2 separate regions of the Homo sapiens genome follow, and region 2 is linked to region 1. A link is an interaction called in ENCODE POLR2A ChIA-PET data of the cell type or tissue named here. Cell type or tissue: HepG2. All regions are shown on one strand. Each heading gives the region's core, and the rest is flanking DNA. Links, peaks and the distances in the headings are about the cores only. Region 1 overlaps MSI2 (musashi RNA binding protein 2). Region 2 overlaps MSI2 (musashi RNA binding protein 2).

The links. ChIA-PET counts read pairs that join two places held together with the same protein. Peaks named below come from ENCODE experiments on the same cell type or tissue, not always from the same donor. Only the 100,000 strongest peaks of a DNase experiment are listed, where the experiment ranks them.
Region 2: POLR2A ChIA-PET joins it to region 1 with 41 read pairs; 7 of 35 experiments call an interaction of 5 or more read pairs at or near these places.

The regions. Positions count from the first base shown.
Region 1 is chr17:57,512,113-57,522,327 of GRCh38, reverse strand. The region is part of intron 6 of MSI2 (musashi RNA binding protein 2); the gene reads right to left. LOC101927557 (a long non-coding RNA gene) reads left to right here. Exons shown (of 3, transcript NR_110808.1): 3 at 1-80. Among named protein-coding and RNA genes, the nearest start is that of MSI2-AS1, 91 kb to the left of the region's middle. RefSeq lists an enhancer at 10,120-10,215. In HepG2, for the core only: no CTCF peak of the experiment used is centred there; DNase peaks (open chromatin) are centred at 4,427, 4,837 and 5,767.
Region 2 is chr17:57,572,386-57,582,600 of GRCh38, reverse strand. The region is part of intron 7 of MSI2 (musashi RNA binding protein 2); the gene reads right to left. It overlaps LOC107984993 (a long non-coding RNA gene), which reads right to left. Exons shown (of 2, transcript XR_001752947.3): 2 at 7,773-10,215. Among named protein-coding and RNA genes, the nearest start is that of MSI2-AS1, 31 kb to the left of the region's middle. RefSeq lists enhancers at 2,645-3,145, 3,146-3,646. In HepG2, for the core only: no CTCF peak of the experiment used is centred there; DNase peaks (open chromatin) are centred at 2,200 and 4,660; H3K4me3 peaks cover 1,146 bases.

The sequences.
Region 1 (10,215 bases), core at 823-8,822:
AGAACAAATGCCCTTGAATTTCTCTTCCTGCTCCCACTCAAACGCTCCAAGTGTTAGTATAAATAAACACCCTCAAATGCAATACCATGATACTATAGTGTGTCAGGCTTAACAGGCATTATGCTCTGTAAACTCAAGGAGCTAAGGCCACAAGAGTGAGACTCGGCTGAGGTGGCAGGACTGCCCAGGCCACAGGTGCCTGGGGCCTGTGGTGGAGACAGCCGCTGCCTGGGTCCAGGATTACGCAGAACATGGGAAGGCACTGTCTCCACCTCTCTCCCTGCCAGCTTAGGCAAAACCCAAATCGGTTCCTTCCGTAAAGCTCAGGAATAATGTGTAGTTTATTGAAATAAGACTTTTCCGTGTGCTCTGGCCTTGAAAAGGGTGGGGTTGGTCTGTCTTTAACCATTCTCCAAAGAGGAAGGACGGAGAAGAAGGAGCAGACTGGAAAATCCCATTGGTTCATTCTGAAATCTACATCAGTGATTTTTCAGCCGTGACTGCTCACCAAGGCCACACCCCAACCTATTAAATCAGTACTCTGGAGTGGGCAGCCCGAAAGAGGATTTTTTAAAGCTCCCCAGTGATCCAGGGTACAGCCAAGGCCGAGACCCACCGTTCTAAATGGCTAAATAGAGCTGAGTTGAGCCGTAACACAGCATATGTGTGTGTAGACAGGCCCTAAGTAAATGAGTATTAATGGGCCTTCTGCTGCCTAAAGATTAGAAGTTCATTCCCTGCCAGAAGTCAGGAGCAGGCACTCCTTGCCTCATCCTACTTTCTTAGGGCTCTCCTTAAGCTTAACTCAGTCTTAGTACAAGAAAGCCAAAGTTCTATATGAGAAGCAGCTCGGAAGAGCCAAAAATGAACAGAGGGCTTTAAGAAAACCTAACAAAACCATTGTTTTTTTTCCCATCACCACCAATATTTTCACAGGTATTATTACTACTTTCGTGGTCACAATAACCCCACGAGAAAGGGAGTATTACAAATTCTCTGAGACTCAGTTTTCCTACTGGTTTGTCCTAGAGCCGGCAGGGGCTGGGCCTGGGGTTCAGATGCTGGGCTTTTGAGTCCAAGCCTCAGCCTGCCAGCCGCTGCCTTCCTGCCCATCTCAGGTTCTTGGCCTCCTCCTGCTACAGCCAGCCTTTCTGTCCCTGTGTGTTTACCCCTGGAAGACTGCAGTGATGAAGGTGCGCTTGGAGTTTCTATCCCAGCTGCTGCTGCCAGGCACGTTTTTCCTTCATTCCAAATGTCAAAAAATGCTAGTTTGCATCCATCTGAAAGCCTGTTTATTTTAATTTGAACCCAGGCCTTTACTGACTAACAAGAGAAAAAGTCTACATAATTTCTCCTCAACTAGGGCTGGGGGCAGTGGCTCACGTCTGTAATTCCAGCACTTTGGGAGGCCGAGGTGGGCAGATCACTTGAGGTCCCGAGTTCAAGACCAGCCTGGCTAACATGGTGAAACTCCATCTCTACTAAAAATACAAGAAAAAAAAAAAATTTAGTTGGGTGTCGTGGTGCACAACTGTAATCCCAGCTACTCTGGAGGCTGAGGCAGGAGAATTGCTTGAACCCAGGAGGCGGAGGCTGCAGTGAGCTGAGATCATGGTACTGCACTCCAGCCTGGGCGACAGAGCAAGACTGCCTCAAAAATAAAATAAAATATCTCCTAAATGAAAAAAATTGTTCTTAATTGTGGCAAAAAATATATAAAATAAAATTTATCATTTTAACCATTTTTGGGGTCTACAGTTCAGTGGCATTAAGAACATTTCTCGAACTCTTCACAGAAGGCTCCCACACCTTACAATGGCCAGAGTATTTTGTCCCCATTAGCAAGACCTTTACAGCCCTTAATTTTTTCCTACATTTACTTCTTTTATTCTTGTGGGATCATTCTATTTTCCCATTTAGCTTACAAGAAAAAACGCACAATGTTTATCAGATAGCAGTTATGAATTCAACAAAGGGACACCTGCCCATGGGAACTGAAAGATGTGGGGTCTTCAGACAACTTAATCCTGGAGACGTAGACATTTTATCTACCTAAGGCAAAACCTCCTGCTCAGAGATTCTGATTCCACAAGTCTGTATCAGACTCTAAGTTATAAAATGTCTATCCTCCTGAAATAATGATTGTTATAATAACTACCATTTACTGGAGCGTAATAGGCAATTTGCAAAGCTCATTTAATTACTGCAATAGCTTGGAGGTAGATACTATCATACCCATTTCAGGCACCCATTTTTTTTCTCTTTTTAAAATTTAAAAATTTTTATTTTTTATTTTTTGTAGGGATGGGGTCTCGATTTGTCTGCCCAGGCTGGTATCAAACTCCTGGGCTCCAGCGATCCTCCCGACTCAGCCTCCTGAGTAGCTTGGGATTACAGGCACGTGCCCACACACGTGGCATCATACACCCATTTTACAGGTGAGGAAATTGTGGTTCACCGACAGTAAGTGACTTGCCTAGGATCACACAGGTAAGTAAATGGTGGAGCCAGTAGTTAAAATCAGATGAGTCCCTAAGTCTTCTGTTCTCCCTTACTTGTGTTCTGTTTTTTGAATCCCTAAGAGCTTTGTGCAGTGCCCCTGTCTGCTGGATGAACCAACAAACACTGCTTTAAAACTCTACCAAAAAGTGAATAGAGGTGATTAGGTAACCTCAAGGAAATGGAGGTATATTGCCCCGGTAGGCTCGGGAGAGGAGGAATGATTGGAAAGGTAAAGGAAAGAGGAGGATATTGGGTCTCTTCCTTTTAGATAAGTGAATTCCAAAAGCTCGAGATCACCGGGCTCCTCCATAGTCATGGAGCAAGCCTCTAGCAGAGCTGGAACTGCCAGAGGGCTCTGGAACGCAGTCCAGGCTCAGCCATGCGAGTCTCCCCGCCCCGTGCAGTGACTCTAAGGATACTCAGTGTGTCTTGCTTCCTGGAGTTGTTAGGAAGGCTCATGTGGTAGCCAGTGAGCGCCTACCACACAGAAAATGCTCATCATAACAGACACTGGCTCAATTCACTGCCCCATCCTGGCAATCCCCTCGCCTGCATGCACACACCCATACATGGTCCATGCAGTTAAGCCGGGAGCCACACCCAATGCTGTGGGTTTTCTTATTGTGAATGGACTATGCCAAGGGAAGGCCACTAACAGAACCAGTGTGCCCTTGGGGGAGCAGTCCCAGGAGGCCCTATCTCAAGACTAAGCCAGGGAAGGCAGAGTCTCCCGGTGAGAGGTAGGACTGGGTGGGAGCTCCATTCTGGCTGAGCTTGCAAAGCCGTGGGCCCAAGCACCACCCTGGAGAGTGGGGCAGCAGGCTGTCACTGGGGATATCTGAGATGGGGTGTAGAGAGGAGGCGATGAGGGAAGGGGAGAGAGACACTGAGAGAGAGAGCTGTTTGAGGAGCAGCAGTTGGATCCGGCAGGCTTGACAGCTGTCACATGGAAATGGCATCTGGCCTAACGGCCTCTCGTGTGAGGCTCCTTCAAGTGGCGGCTGCTGTGCTCTGGAAATCCAGGCCCGTGTTCAGCACTGATTGTGAGTGCGTGCGTGCATGTGCTGGGGGAGGGGAGTGGCAGGCAGGCTGCTGAACTGCTGAATGCTCCCTTCTCCCCCTCTCCAGCCTCTCCCCATCAGGCCTCACCTACCATGAAAAAGGCCCAAGCCTGCCAGCTCCAGAGGAGAGAGGCAAATCATTTAGGGGAGCACTGATGTGCCGGAACACTCTCTCACATTCCCATTAAACAAATACTAAACTGCTAATTGCCAAAATGGATCTCCACGACTCTGACCGAACCAGGGAAGGGTTTATAATTACCAAGTGTGAAAATGCACAGCCTGTAAATAGCCACCTCATCTGTCCTAATACGGGCTGATATTGATGGGCATGAAATAAACATCAGGACAAATGGAAAAATCATCCACATCTCCTGTGGCCAATGCAGTCTCGGATGGTGACAAGCGTAGCTGCAGCCATACGCCTGGGGAGGGGAGGGGGAGAGGAGAAAGGAGTTTTGTAGGCTTGGAAAATCTTGGTTCCAATCCCAATTTTAATCCCATGGGCCATCTGCACCTTCTTTCTGTCTGGAAAACAGGGAGGGTAAATAACATGGCTTGATAATGGGATGAAGGGCTTGCCTACATTTCAGAAAGGCCAGGGGCCCCAGTGCAGGGAACTTCTGAGGGCATCAGCTTTCAGGACAGGGCTTCAGACATCTTCCACCCTGCTCTCTTTAAGACTGGCTGATGAAAAAAGAAGACTGAGGGAGAGGGAGAGCTCTGCCAAGGTGACACATTTATTCATTAAACTAATATTTATTAAAGCTCTTTTGTCTGACAAACACGCAGAGTTGGTTGCAGAGCACAGATGAAAAAATGTGTGTTTAGAATGACCTTTGGGCTCTCTGACACCCCTGTACTACGGTGCCTCCCCATCCCCCACCATCTCTTTCTGCCACTCTGATGGGAGGTGGACTCTGGTCTGTTGGGTCCCAGAGCCCCACCACTTTTCTTGGCCACAACAGAGGAGGGGCAAGGGGATAAGCCAGAGGTCACGGAGTAGCTGCAGGTTTCCCAAGCCCCAGGCCCTTTTCTCTCCACCAGCCCTTTGAAGGTACCAGCCTTTGATTCCAATGAACTCAGCCAGATCTTGGAGTGCATGTTGGTAACCGAGGGAGAGAGGAAGTTCCATTTGCCTCAGAATCACAGACTCAGGAGTTAGAAGTGACCCAAAGGTCACCTTTCCACTTCCCGCCCAGTACAGGAATCCCTTCTCCAAGACTCCTTTGAACCCTTCGTGGAGCTTCAAAAGCTTGGAGGAGCATCTCTGCCCCGCCCTCTCGGACAAGCTGCTCAGGCCTGAATTCAGCAGCAGTAGCACTTAGATGCCTGAAATAGCAGCCTCCTCTGATCCCCAGCAATTCTGGCACAAGGCAGAATTCTGCGAACTGTATAGCATCAGGCACCCGAATCAGCGCACTCAGCACCACTCAGCCCCAGAGTTTCTTCATGGGGCTTTGATGACATCCAAGGAAGTTCCTGCTCCTTCCCCTTTGGGCTGCCTGGCAGCCAATCTCCCCAATCCCCTTATCCCTAAAGTCATCCCTAGAGTCCCATGGGTTTCCCAGTCCTGGTCCTGACCCAAAGACCCTGTCAAAAATTAGCAAAATGAGGGAAGGTCTGAACTACCGACTGTTTTTAGAGGAATTCTAATTTGCTACTTTTGAATTCCGAAACTGTCTTCAAATAATGGCTAAGAAAATGCTGCTGAGAACAAACTTCAAGTGCAGCAACAGGCTGAGAGATGCAGTCACTGGGCAAAGTTACTTCTTGTTCAGGGAGGATCATAAACTCTTCAAGGCAGAGAGGATAAAAAGGATATGAGTCCAGTCCACTCATTTTCTAGAGGAGCAAACTGGCTGTAAGCAATTCAGCGGGTACAGTTGAAGCCACAGTTACAGAATAAAAGAAACTTGGCATGCCATCACACATCCTGGGTTCAAATCCCACTCCATTTCCACTTACGCATGATCTTGGGCATGGCTTTCCAAAGCAGCTCAGCTTCCTTGTGTGTAAAAGGAACACGTGATCACTGTTAACCTTCACCCCAGCATTGAAAAGTAGAAACTATTGATACAACACGCAGGAAAGCATTTGGCCTGTGGCAAATGACTACCCTATGCTATTACCAGAATGCATTCCAGCCCCGGCATGCACAGATGCTCAACAAATATCTGTTGGATGAGGACTGCATAATGGGATAACAGACTTTGTATTGATAACTACAAAGTTGTGAAATCAGTACGGATGAGTGAGGTTTAACTTTGTAAGTGTACCCGGCTTGATGTACTGTGATGCAATGGGTCGCATGCAAATAAACCATCTTTTGGAAACACAGGGGGAATGGACAAACAAACCATTCCATTCCATTCCTACAATGGAATACAGCTGGTACACAACTGGTGCACAACTGACCAGAGGGATCATACCAAGTGAAAAAGTCAGTATCAAGGCTGTATTACATACTGTATGACTCCATTTCTGTGACATTCTCAAAACGACAACATTATTGTGATGAGGAACAGATCAGTGGTTGCCAGGAGTTAGGAGTGGGGCCAGGGTGTAACTATTAAGGAGAAACACAAGGAGTTTGTTGGGGTGATGGAACAGTTCTATTATATATCCTGATTGTAGTGATAGTTACTCAAATCTCCAGGTAGTACAATTTTAAAGAATTACACACAAATACACATGAAAACTGATAAGGTACCAACACTGGTTTCCTGGCTTTAACAAAGTACTGTGGTTATGGGAGTACTATCATTGTGGGAAGCTGGATGAAGGGTTCACAAGAGCTCTTTGTCCTATTTTTACAACTTCTTGTGAGTCCTACACTATTTTAAAATAAAAATGTATAATAATAATAAAAAGAAACCACAAGGGGGCTCATGATTTCAAGAAACCCCATGGCAGATCTGTTTATAATACAAACAACTATGCCCTCATTTCTGTTGATTTGGATAAAGTAGGCATAAATAAGGTAGGCATACAGTAGAAATATCTATCCCTTATCTGTTTCTTGTATTTGGCGCTGGCATACACAACTCTGAAATCTTATTCTGTCACATGAATACATGAATTGGTGGTCCACACTCCCCCATCGCTTCCTCTCCCTAGTCCTCAGGAAATTTCATATACAGCTCTGCATTCCCTACCTAGCGCCCACTAGAGGGATTAATACAAAAATAAGCGTCCAATAAGTGCGTACTGTTGAGTTTCAGGAAGATTTTGGAGGATAAAGAAAAGAATTCAGATAAGGCCAGGTGCAGTGGCTCACACCTGTAATCCCAGCACTTTGGGAGGCCGAGGCAAATGGATCACCTGAGGTCAGGAGTTCACGACCAGCCTGGCCAACATGGCAAAACTCCATCTCCACTAAAAAATACAAAAATTAGCCCAGCATGGTGACAGGCGCCTGTAATCCCAGCTACTCGGGATGTTGAGGCAGGAGAATTGCTTAAACCCGGGAGGCGGAGGTTGCGGCGAGCCGAGATCATGCCATTGCACTCCAGTCTGGGCAACAGAGCGAGACTCCGTCTCAAAACAAAACAAAACAAAATAGACTCAGATAAAAAAGAGCATCAAACCCAGTGGTTTCCAATCTTTCTATTTTGAGCCATTAGGCCTGTCTTTCATTTAATTTTTGAAACACAGACCTTAAATGTTTTGAGATCTTTCATACACCAAACTACTTACTTTTGAAGTATGGAAAATCATTTATCAATATTCATCCTGATCATCACTGGAGCTTTTTGGCAGCGTGAAGTGGCTGGGATGGGGTGTGTCGGGGTGCTCTGTGTAAGGCAAGCAGGCCTGACATTTCAGTTGGCCCATATGTGGTTTGGGGTGGGGTACCCATGGTGCCTGATAGATTTTTTGAGGTAAGGAAGTCAACTTGAGGACTCGGCATTCCTTCTGTTGACCCTGAGAGGTTGGAAATTTTTGGTCTACTCCTTACACCCAAATCATGACTCAGATCTTTGTAAATGAGTATTGACAGAATAACCAACCCTCCTACTTAATCCCTGAGCCACACAACACCCTAAGGGGGAAAAAAGAACGGAGAGGGAAAAACCCATATCTTCCCTTAAAAAAAAAAAAAAAAAAAAAAGTATCAATTCAAGCTGCTTCAAGACCCAACAAGTATGTTTTTCTTTCATTTATTTCTACATCAACACTCTGAAGGATAAAGATCTTTCTCATTTCAAGAGCTGTCAATTTGCTTTAGTGCCATGTTTTCATCTGTTTGAGGTAAAGAGGAATTACAAAGCAGGCAAATGAAATAATGCACTGCAATCTAACATATTTTGGCAATTCAAATTGGGACCAGGGAAAAAGGAAATTAAACAAGAATGACAGGCCCACAGCACACCTGTGCTGTACCCCACTGGTCCACCCCTGTCTTCCCTCCACTTGCTAACTTTATAACTTGATGAAGTCTTCAGTGCTTTGCTGAAAACTGTACTATTTGCTGCACCCTAATTCTTCAAATCATTTCTACATTTTGCACAACTCATACAACATTTTGCTTTCTGAAGCAGAAAAAAAAATCCCTTAGCTGCTGGAAAACTGTCAGGCGCTATTACTCTCAAGACCCCCTTGAAATAGTACAGGGGCCAACGTCCTGTTCCTGGTAGATTTACTACACTTCCCTATATAAATTAACAAAGACAAATTCTTGTTGAAATCAGACTGTGTGAGGAATCCTTACCCTCTCAAGCCTAAGGGTTCAATTACAATGGAACTTAAAAATAAATAAAAGGAAATCTTAATCTCCTCTCAGGGTCCTCCTCTACCAATAATGATGCCCCATGAAGATTTTTGCCTAATTCATTTACATTTCTTTTTTTGTCGTTTTTAATTAAACTGCTCCTCAACTACTCAGCTCTATAATTTTTCCTACTTTAGCTCCAGAACTAGGGATTTTCTAAGAACGATAGGAATTTCCAAGGTCAAGATGTCTCTGTAGATCTCAGGAACTATGTGGCACTCAAGAAACTGCCCTTCATCACCACAGGAGAAGCACAAGGAGCTGGCCAGAGGGTTTGAGAGCCCGGGAGGGGGGTGAGGCTCCCTGAGGGACTGCAGTGAAGGAGCCCCTCCGCCCTAACTGCTGTCAATTTAAAATCAAATGATGGCAAATGTGGTCATGGGCATATAGTCCTGTCTTTTGCAGAATCCCATCTGCTTGGTGACACTGTCGAATTCTAGATTTATAAAAGGCATTGCAGTTCTTCTGCCAATGACCCATGTGTCCACAAACAGTGCCTGCTAGGGCACCTAGACCCAGGTCCCAGCTCACCAGTACAGACTAATGGGAGAGGCCAGAAACTCTAGAGCTAGACTCCCTGGGCTTGGATGCTGGCTCTAGTATTTATTAGCTGTGTGACATTGGGCAGATTACTCAACCTTTCTGTGCCTCTGTTACTTCACTTCAAGTTGGTACCTATCTCATAGTGCTGTTATGAGCATTAAGAGATGCTAATTCAGCCGAGCGTGGTGGCTCATGCCTGTAATCCCAGCACTTTGGGAGGCTGAGGTGGGTGGATCACCAGAGGTCAGGAGTTTGAGACCAGCCTAACCAACACGGTGAAACCCCATCTCTACTAAAAATACAAAAATTAGCCAGCAGTGGTGGCGGGCACCTGTAATTCCGGCTACTCAGGAGGCTTAGGTAGGAGAATCGCTTGAACCCGGGAGGTGGAGGTTGCAGTAAGCCAAGATCATGCCACTTCACTCCAGCCTGGGAGACAGAGTGAGACTCTGTCTCAGAAGGAAAAAAAAAAAAAAAAAGGAAGAAGCTAATTCATGTGCAATATTCTGGCACATAAGAAGAACTAAACAGCTGCCATCCATTATTATTACATCCTCAGCGAGCTGGTCAGAAGATCTAGTATTGTTCATGTCTGAGGACCTCCCTCTTTCTACAGTTAGGATGTTGATGCTAAGTGAAGTTAAAATTAGTGGCAAGGCTGGCTTCACCTGAGCAAGGAGTACCCAGGATGAGACACAATGGCCACTTTCTCTAACATCTATCTGTCCAGCCCATGCTGCCCACATGGGAGGCAGCCGTGTCCTGCCACAAGGCTGCAGAAGCATGGAAAACCAGGCAACAGAGAGGGACAGACAGGCTTGTGCCGACATGAGATGGTTTCTGTGATTTACAGCCAAGTCTTAACTAAGACTCTGCGGCCTCTGAGTTCTGTTCAACGAGGAAATTAACTCACTGAGGCCAACCTCTATTCCAGTGAGGACCCCCTGTGTCATCCTGCATAGCAAAGAGATTCAGCCCTTACCTGAGGAGGCTACTCTGGCCAGATGGCAACAGGTGACAGCAGCTTCAGAGCTATTACCCTAAGCCCACTTAATGCCCTAACAACTGGGCTGAATGAGCTCCTTCTGTTCAGCAAATGGGCAGCCCTTAACTTAAAAAGAAGTTTGTCAGAGGCAGTGGTGCTACCTTTAGAATCCATTCATTCATTTGAAAAAAAAAATTAATCAACTCATATTTACCATATTAGGCCCAAAGACTTTTTAAATGAGGAAGACTTGATTCCTGTCCTTGAGTTCATGGGGACAGAGGCGCCATCAGTGCAGGATACGTGATAAGTGCTCTAGGCTGTGCAGGCCCCATGCAGCGCACATACAG
Region 2 (10,215 bases), core at 1,399-9,398, 60 kb before region 1:
TATCTTGTGAGGTGTATTTTTCAGTTATGCCAGGCATTAAAACCAAGTATCAAAATAAACTAAACTTAGAATCCAACCTTTAGAGTTGGATCATGAAGTGTTAAATCAAGAATTCTTTTTTAAAACCAGCATATTCAATCATATTGCTCTCTAAAGTAATAAAAATATTACTTTAATTATTAATAAATAAAATTCTTAATGTATCCTATTATAGTCCTATTTGTATAGGTTTTATAATATACATGAATATTAACATAGCGGTACATGCATATAAATTAAAAATCAGGTAAGATATATTGGGGGGCGGCATGCTAATTTTTTTTTCTGCACAATTAAAAAATTTTGGAGACTCTCTAGGAGAAGGTGAGATGGTACATCATGGACTCTGGTTCTGAAGTTGCCTCTTATTCACAGAGATTGCTAGAAGTCTGGAGGTAGGGTGGGAACAGGGACCTTCAGTGACTGCCAGCGGGTGTGGACCCCTCCCCACACCAAGAAGGGATCTTTGCATGAGAAATTCACGGGAGTCAAGAATCAGCCAATTTCAGGATCTCCTGGGTCCTCCTGACTGAGCAGCACACAGTGCTGAGAGGCATTGGGGAGGTTCACTCTTCAAACTGAGATGCTTGTCTCCTGCATGTTAACGGCAGCCATACCTGAACTCGTCTCAATAAATTTTTCATAGCATCGTATCTTCATTAAAATTTTATTCTATTAGCATTCTGAATACAAACCACTAAGTATATAATTGCTAAAACATGTGTTAAGCGACGACTTACGAAATGCTGGTTTTATCATATTGTTAATTAACAGAAAGTAGGATTAATACATTCACAGATCATTAGGAGCATTTGGTTCAATTTCACCAGCTCTTCAGCAGGGTGGGGACAGTTGTCAGTGGGCAGCCCTGGGGATCTGGAGCAAGAACACAAGTGTTCTTCGGGGTTCACCCTCAGCCCCTCTACATGTTCTAAGACTGTGTCTGGGAGAAACTCACGAGACAGCGACTCAAGGTCTCTTTTTCCTAAAGAAAATTGTTCTCAGATGTCACTCAGTGTAGCCTACTCAAAAGAACCTACATGGAAGGGTTTGGGTGGGGAGGAGGAGAAAGCAACACACTCTTTTAAGACAGATGAGTGAAATTCCATGGACTGGGAGGATTTGAATCTTGGATCCGAGGACATCGTAGAAATCCTGGTTGTTTACTAGCTGTGTGATGTGGGGCAAGCCATCAACCTCCCTGATCCTATGTCCCCACCTATAAAGTAGGAATAAAGATGCTGACTTCAGCTGGGTGCAGTGGCTCACACCTGTAATCCCAGAACTTTGGGAAGTGGAGGCTGGGGAATCACCTGAGGCCAGGAGTTCAAGACCAGCCTGGCCAACATGGTGAAACCCCATCTCTACTAAAAATACAAAAATTAGCCAGGCGTGGTGGCACACGCCTGTAGTTCCAGCTACTTGGGAGGCTGAGGCAGGAGAATCGCTTGAACCTGGGAGGTGGAGGTTGCAGTGAGCAGAGATCGTGCCACTGCACTCCAGCCTGGGTGACAAAGCGAGACTGTGTCTCAAAAAAAAAAAAAAAAAAAAAAAAAAGATGCTGACCTCATGGGGCTGGCATGGGGATTAAATGAGATAATGCTAGTTCTGGTTATGCCTGCACAAGTCTGTTGTTTTTATATAAAGATTTTATACCCAATATTGCTTGGAATGAGTGGGCTACCAGCTGAGACTTGAAAATACTTTAGCTATCAATAAATGTTGACTGCGGTGATAAGAGCTTTAGCAGAGCCACCTCTGAGGTACCAAAGCTGAGCGATTTGGAAGTGTATTTGAACTCACCTAGTTGTCGTCTCCAGTGCAAACTGGTCACAAGATTCCTAGGCCAGAGGGGTTTATTGAAGCCTCTTCCCAGCCTGTCCCAGGAATTACAGGGGTATCCAGGCATGAAATGGACTAAATGTCTTCTCTTTTCCCAGCCATCCAAATTGCTTTAGCCTGGCCTGATGGTGGCACTCCCAATTTTTCACGCTTACTAATGAAGCCGTCCACCTGGCAGGGCAGCTAGCAAGACCAGCACTGGAAGCCAGGACTGGAAGAGCCACAGAATGCCGGGGTGGAAGGAAGGGGCCAGGCCTAAGTGGAGGGTGTGGGGGGCAGGCCTCACCCGGGGTTTCCTGTAGGCTGGGGGCCAAGGCAAGCCCTGAAGTCAAATGCCAGGGGTCAAGGTAAAGCCAGGGTCAGAAACACAAAAGCAGTCAGTCAGGAGATGCAAACAGATGCTGCCTCAGCCTTCATCGATAAACTTTGGTTTGGTGGGGGCAGGAGCCCTTCCCAGAGGAGGAAGATGAGTTCTGAACCAAGGCAAACTGTTAGGATATGATGATAAATGGGTTCACCCTGCTAGAGCTGGACAGAAAAATCAGTGCTAAGGGAAAACCCCAGGAATAATGAAGGCAGATCAGCCCCTGCTAGGCCCAAGTGGGAACAGAGAGGAGACAGCTGGTCACCTGGTTCTATTTTTTTTTTTTTTCTGGAACATTCTTTCAAGGCCCTAGGTACCCAGTAATGTAAAGGTTTCCAGTTTCCTGTGGTGAGGCCTTCTGAACATGTGGGTTATTATTTGTGGACTATGAATGGAAAGAGCCTCTGGATTTGTAGAAAAGGTTGTAAGTGGAAGGAGCCTGGGCTTTGGGTTCAGACATGGGTTGTAATCTCTGTTCCACAACTGATTGGCTGTGTCTCAGCTTTCTCATCCTTCAAATAGGGACAGCAGCATTATAGGGTTATAGAGGATTTAAGGAGAGAGTACACCGAAGCCTGGCACAGTTCCTAGCCCCCATCAGATGCTGAAGCACTCACGCCTCTCTAGAGGACCATTCTCATTACTTATATTGACTTGCTGTCATGACTTAATAATTTGGCCCTGTAGGATGTGGGTTCCAGAAGACGGCTGCCTCCAAGGGGCGGCTGCTCAGGGTCCTTGCGTTTACAGCAACATCTTCCCATTGACCAAATGGGGACAAAGAGGGCTGGAGATTAACTGAGAGGTGACTGTCTAGGGGAGAGGGGTCCTCAGATGTCCTGATGGCTGGCACAAGGCGGCCCTTGACTGGAGGCAGATGCGTCTGCCACTCAGAGCAGGCCACAGGGCACACCTTGAGGCCAGGCAAGGAGGCAAGACCTGGGTCTCCAACGGGAGCCACCGCCTCTCCCACCACCCAGCATGGGGGCCAGATCATCCCTGCGTCCTCCAGAGAAGGCAACCGAGCGACAGCAGAGCTTTCCCCAACTTGAAAATCACCGAGCACAGATAGCCATGTTACGGCCATTCTGCCACTTGGCCACAGAGACCAGTAACTTCAATTTATTTGTGTCTGGGGCCTTAAGGAACCTCAGCTGTCATCCTTTCCTTAGTTTATTACCAAATTTCTAAAATATTACATCCTTTATTATATCCAAATTCACTTTATTGCACTTGACAATACAGATAATCACATACCATATGCTCTAATGTTTTGAAACCAATGCATGTTGACAGCGGTTTTTATTCATGATGCATAATTCCATCCCCAGCTCACAATGAGGCATCTGAGCACCCAGCCTGGTGTTAAGACTTTTGCCTAATAACAGATTAACAATACAGCAAGTTTCCGAGACACACTCCCTCCCATGCCATTTTCTGTTTACAATGGGAAAAATGTACCTGGGCTGAAAAGATGGGCTTATCAAAGAGGAGGGGGAAAAAGAAAAACAACCCCGCATCATCACACACCCACCAGTCCCAGAGGGTTTATAATGATTTGTTACTGTTCCACGCTTATGAAACTTGATATTGAAAAGAGGAATTGGTTTTGCGCCAAGTAGCAAGGCAACTAATCACACCAACCCACACTGCTGGCCCCTGAGAATGGAAAGCACAAACTGCCCCAAAGCTCTCATTAGGAGTCTCTCTTGTTTTTACTCCTGTTTTGCTAGAAGCAAGTATTTGTCACTCCTCTACCTTGGTGAGACCATCCTTCTCCCGTCCCCTTCCCCTCATCCCCTGGGCATTCTTCTGTTCCCAATTAGCCCCAAGCTTCCTGGCGAAATGAATACAGCTGGGGATGCATCCTACCCCCCCAGTCCTGGCACCTCTCAAGCAGAAAGGCAAGGCCAGTAGGAACTGTCTTTGCAGCTCCTTCAGCGGCAGAGCCCCTTGTTCTGCGGGGTGGCTGAAGAGAAAGGGTGGATAATTTAAAGATGATCCCCTAGCTTTGCTGTAGTGCCCAGAACAAACAATGCCATTTCATACGTCCCCTAACTAAGCACTTTCATTTGCTTCAGAGAAGCACTCAAACAACTGTAAACCCATTAGATCATGTCAAACGTGGTGGGAAAGAGCTTGGGCTGTCACCAGCAGAGAATCAACTCAGATTTATAGATTCTTAAAGCTTTAATATATAGATATTTGTCTTCCCCCTGCAGATAGACAAGGGGACCAGGGCAGGGGCGGAGGAGGCAAGAAGAACGGCCCACAGCTCAGCGGCAGACAGATTGGAGTTTCACAATCATTCTCCCGGATAATGGGATTTCTCAACAAGGGGAGGAGCGGGGAGGAAGAAAAGCGAAGCCTTCACTTTGCTGAACACTTGGCTGTTTTTCCAAAGCTTTGCTTGCGGGTGGTGTGGGGGAGGAAAGAGATGTTATTATCAACAATGCCTCTGGAGTACCCAGTGACCTGCCGTGAACAAAAGCAAGTGGCGACCAAAGAAGGGCTGGAGTCCGAGGACGCAGAAACACTTACTCAGCCACCTACAAAGGAGGCCAAATGAATTAAGAGGCATCTTACTCCAAGTAATTGCTGTGCTTCTGAACAGCTTAAGTTATAACCTTTTTTCATAAATAAGAACCTACTTTCCCTTTGGGCTTACATCATGACTCCAAGAAAAGCTTTCTCTTTATTTCTTAATCATCTTCAGCAAGTAGGGGGCTCTTCCTACTACCTCAAAGGGTTTGGAATTTTCTTTTTAATTTTTTTCATTTTATCCTTTTCTCTTGCTTGTCTATCATCTACTGAGCATGGCAGTAAATAACTGGTAATTAAACCAATATCTACTGGAGACCAGGGCTTAAAGATATAATTTTATACAGAATCCTCCTGAAATATTACCAGTTGGGCTCTATGGGTCTGGAAATGGGACGGTTTGGACCAGGCTGGACTTTCATAATGCAGGACCCACCAGTGGTTTGCAAAGTGGTCCCTGGCCCCATCTTGCTGCCTCATCAATTCTAGTCTCTGAATATTTCTGGGGAAAGGGGCATCACCCCTCGGTACTTCATAAACACAGCTTGTTTGAGTTGGGCATCTTGAGGTGTTGCTAAATTCTTCAGCCCAAGGATCAGCCTTTCTCTTGGTAACTTCACAAACGGCCACTCATGGTTGGGGAAGCAGCCTGGCCCCCCTCCCAGGGGTAGTCCTTCAAGATCTAACGTAGCCACCTCATTTCTCCTTATTCGAGTCTCCTTGGTTCCTCTGGAATTTTTCCCGTAATACTGTCCTGGTCCCCATCAGACGACCTCCTCTGATGTGGTCTATCTTGTCAATGCCCCTCTTAAAATAAATGCCTGGAATGGAATATTCCACATGGGGTCTGAGCAGTGCAACCAAATACCGGACTGGACTTCCCTTTGTGGTGGCGTCCTTAGCAGCTCCATCACCTGTTGCCTCAAAGAAAACTTAACAGTCAACTAAAAAAACCCCAGGCTTCCTATAAACCATGTCAAAATCTCGCCCTGCCCAACCTTCCTTTTTTTTTTTCTTTAAAATTAGACATCGATTATAGTCATTTTTTTTTTTTTTTTTTTAAAGACAGATTCTCGCTCTGTCACCCAGGCTGGAGGGCAGTGGCGCATCTCAGCTCACTGTAACCTCCACCTCCAAGTTTCAAGCGATTCTTGTGCCTCAGACTCCCAAGTAGCTGGGATTACAGGCATGCACCACCGTGCCACTAATGTTTGTATTTTTAGTAGAGACAGGGTTTTACCATATTGGCCAGGGTGGTCTCAAACGCCTGACCTCAGGTGATCCACCTGCCTCGGCCTCCCAAAGTGCTGGGATTACAAGTGTGGGCCACTGCACCCAGCCAACATGGATTATGGTCTTCTGATTATAAAAGTAACATTCATTTTAGAGTCTTAGGAAATACAGAAAACATCTATTCCTACAACAAACATTCATTGGATACCTTCTATATGAAAGAATCTCAGCTGGGCCTTTAGGATACAATGGAGAGTAGGATCCAGCCCTTGCCTTCAAGGCTGTGAGAAGCACACAACCCACATTCTCCACGGCTAGAATGTGTGCAAGGAATAGAGTTGTTGAGCCTGAGCTCCAGGACTGCTGTTGGTTTTGTTCACCACCATATCCTCAGCCCCTGATAAGTGCCCAGCACAGAGCCAGTGTTCAGCAAATAATTATTACAGGAATCAATGGCTTTAAAGGATGGCCTTCCCACAGTGTCTGTCTTACAAATGATTCCTAAAAACTAAATCAGTTCTGACCAGAGGCAGTTAGTCCCAGACCAAGTTTTAAGTAAGAAAAATACGCCAGGGCTGCTTCTTCAATCCACCAGAGCCTCCTTTTCCAATTTTTTTTTTTTTTTTTTTTTTTTTTTGAGACGGAGTCTCGCTCTGTCGCCCAGGCTGGAGTGCAGTGGCACAATCTTGGCTCACTGCAAGCTCCGCCTCCTGGATTCACGCCATTCTCCTGCCTCAGCCTCCCGAGTAGCTGGGACTACAGGCGCCTGCCACCAGGCCCGGCTAATTTTTTGTATTTTTAATAGAGGCGGGGTTTCACCGTGTTAGCCAGGATGGTCTCGATCTCCTGACCTCGTGATCCACCCGCCTCAGCCTCCCAAAGTGCTGGGATTACAGGCCTGAGCCACCGCGCCCGGCTCCTTTTCCAATTTCTACCCAGAGCCTGGGCCAGGGGGAGTGGAATCTGCTTAGCTGAAGGTCTGAGGTGCAGGGGAGTAAGAGGACAGTGAGAAGAAAGAGCAGAAAGGAAGTCAATCCCGGGGTCCTCAGGCCTGGCCAAACAAAGCCATCTGCCTTGTCTGGAAAAGCTCATTTGCAAAGGCTTTGGTGAAAGTTCACATTTCTCCAGGCTGCGGCAGCTTGGAAGAGCCATGCAGCGACTGAAAGGTCAAACAGGAGATGCGCAGCACTCCACTCCCATTGAGCCGCCACCTAGAGCGGTGTCAAATGTGGTTTTGCCACTTCCACCGACAAGATAGGACGTTTGAGCATCTAGGGCAAATGATGCCACAGAAACTATAAGCCAGGCAAAACCCTGGATCTCCCAATCACTTTCTCTCCAGGAATAAGCTTCAGTGTCCATGGGCTGCTTGTGGAGGGGATGGGACCAGCCAGAACAGGGATCTGCTCCAGCCGGGGGGTGGCGGGGGGAGGGAGTTAAAAAAGAGAATGCGGCCGGGCACAGTGGCTCACGCCTGTAATTCCAGCACTTTGGGAGGCCAAGGTGGGCGGATCACGAGGTCAGGAGATTGAGACCATCCTGGCTAACACAGTGAAACCCCATCTCTACTAAAAACACAAAAAATTAGCCGGGCGTGGTGGTGGGCACCTGCAGTCCCAGCTGCTTGGGAGGCTGAGGCAGCAGAATGGCGTGAACCCGGGAGGCGGAGCTTGCAGTGAGCTGAGATCGTGCCACTGCACTCCAGCCTGGGCGACAGAGCGAGACTCCGTCTCAAAAAAAAAAAAAAAAAAAAGAGAGAGAGAGAATGCAGAATTTGTGTCTTTGAAGGCTGGCAGAGCCATCTGTCCTGCTCATCTCTTAAGACTGATGAAACCGAAGCTCCACAGTAGTTGGTAGAAGATAGATGGCAAAAGCTAGGACAGAACCCACACTCAGAGAGAGACCCTTGCCCTACAAAGGGTCACCTACTGCTGCGCCTAAAGGCTGTGCCCCATATGACACATCCAGCCTGGCACACATGCCAGCCTGACACATCCAGGCTGGAAACCTTCTAGGAGAGACTGGGGGTGGCCACCAGAGGCTCAACCATGGGGACACAGGACCCAGAATTGCATCCTTGACCTGGGCTCTGTGGACTGGCCCATGGGCTGGCTTCTCCGCCCTGCCCCGCCCATGCACCATCCTTCTGAAGGAAGACATCCCCATCCAATGGCCTGTGCTACAGACTCATGAGGGCCTTTGCACTCTGGTTCTTAGCTCCTGGTTTTCTGCCAACCAGAGGTATAATGGACTTTCTTATTTTATTTCATTGGCTTGTAAAGGAACATAACCAAATAGTGACGAGAGAGAAGCTGGCAGTGGTGGAGGCCTCAGCAAAGGCTGGAGAAAAGCCAGGAGTTAAGTAATGCCTTGGCCATTAGCTTTCCCCAGAGGAGCAGCGGCATTGCTGGGGCTAGGATGGAGGATATGAGGGGTGGGGCTGGGGAGACACAGATGTGCAGGGGCTGGAGTTCCTTTCCCAACCTGGGACTGACAAATCCTAGCCCAGGGAGGGAGGGGTAGAGCTACCTCCTGACTTGTTCTCCTCTAGGATGAGCCATATTCCTTTCCCCGCCTGGCTTTTCCTTCTTATTAGGTTGTCATCATTATCGTCACAACCACCACCACGTACTTGGCTTATAAGTCCTACTCAACCCCTTCATATGATGATATCTAATCCTTCTAGCCTGCCCTCGCCCTCAAGGCAAGTAATGTTATCCCAGTTAGACAAATGAGGAATCAGATGCTCAGCAAAGTCAAGTCACTGTCCATGCCCTCCTTCCATCAGGGAGTCGCTGAGCTGGGATGTAAGCCCAGGTCTGTCTGTCCCTAAAGCCTGTCACTCCTCCATCAGCCCCTGGAAGATCAACCAAAATAAATGGAAGGCTTAGTGTTAACACAGCCCTGGATAAGCTGCCATATAATAGAGGCCAATGGCTGGTCGGTTATCCTTGCTGATAAATGTGGTGGCCCAGGAACTCAGCAGGTCTGGAGTGATGGGGGTTGATCCCCAGCCTCACTCTATGGGCTCTATCACCCTGAGCAACTCAGGTGACCTCAACAGGCTCAGCTTCCTCATTGAGGGCAGAGATTTCAGCCTGGGTGGTTCACTGCTGAATTCCCTGTGCCTAGAACTTATTCTCAATAAAAATTTGTCAAATGAATGAATGAATCTGAAAAATGGAAATCCCAGTAACAGCCTCCCCACCTGGTTTATTAATGAGTGATAATGTAGGAGGGCACTTGGCACAGAGCACGACACATCCTAAGGGATCAATAAGCAGAAGTTGCTGGTCATTAATACTATTATTACATATTATTATAACGCTATTATTGCTTTTCAAGGTCATTATAGGGATCAATGCATTTGGGAAATATAAATGTAAGGCAATATCTTTACAATAACTAGTAACCAATGCTGACAAATAAGGGCAGACACTGACAAGTGGTCCCCATGAACACCGTACCGCCCACCACAGAGGCATTCTAGGAGACTGCCCTCGCCTTCCCATTGGACATGTGCATCTGGACTCTACGAGGGGGCACTCCTGCTCCATCCCAGGTCACTGTGCCCATGTGGGATCCTCAGACGGAGTTGTCGGGCACGTCCACACTTGCACAGCAGTTCCAGTGAGAATGCATCCTGTTACCTTTGCATTGGTCACCTCATGCCCATAAGTTACAGCCATCTCAGCCTGATCTCCACTCGGTTTAGTTAAAAATAGAGTTTACAACAGAAACCTGAATCCAGGCTCCTCTAAATCAGGACGGCGGGGAAGCAGGTGCTACCCAAATGTGGCGCCGTGCTGACGAATGGAGGTCGGCCGAGCTCAGCTCTCTGCCCTGAGCTGGTGGGTGGCAGCCTCCATAGCAGAGATGCCAGCTCTGGGGAAAGGAGGGCTCTTTACACAGAAGGCAACACATTCCCTCCAACGTGCTAGCCTCCTTCGATTCAATCAATATTGGTTTAGCACCTGCTTATGTGCCAGGAGGTACCTGAGGCTGCAGCCATGTCTCAAGGTGACAAAATGGACAAAGACAAGCAGACACAGAATATCTTGAATTCAGGACAGATTGCCTTAAGGAGAAAGGCAGACAGATTGGACTTTTAAAAGCAAATCGTCAGAAGCTAGAGTTCTGAGACCATGTCCCACAAAAATTACTGGGCGCCAGCCTTGGGCTCTGAGGCTCTGCAA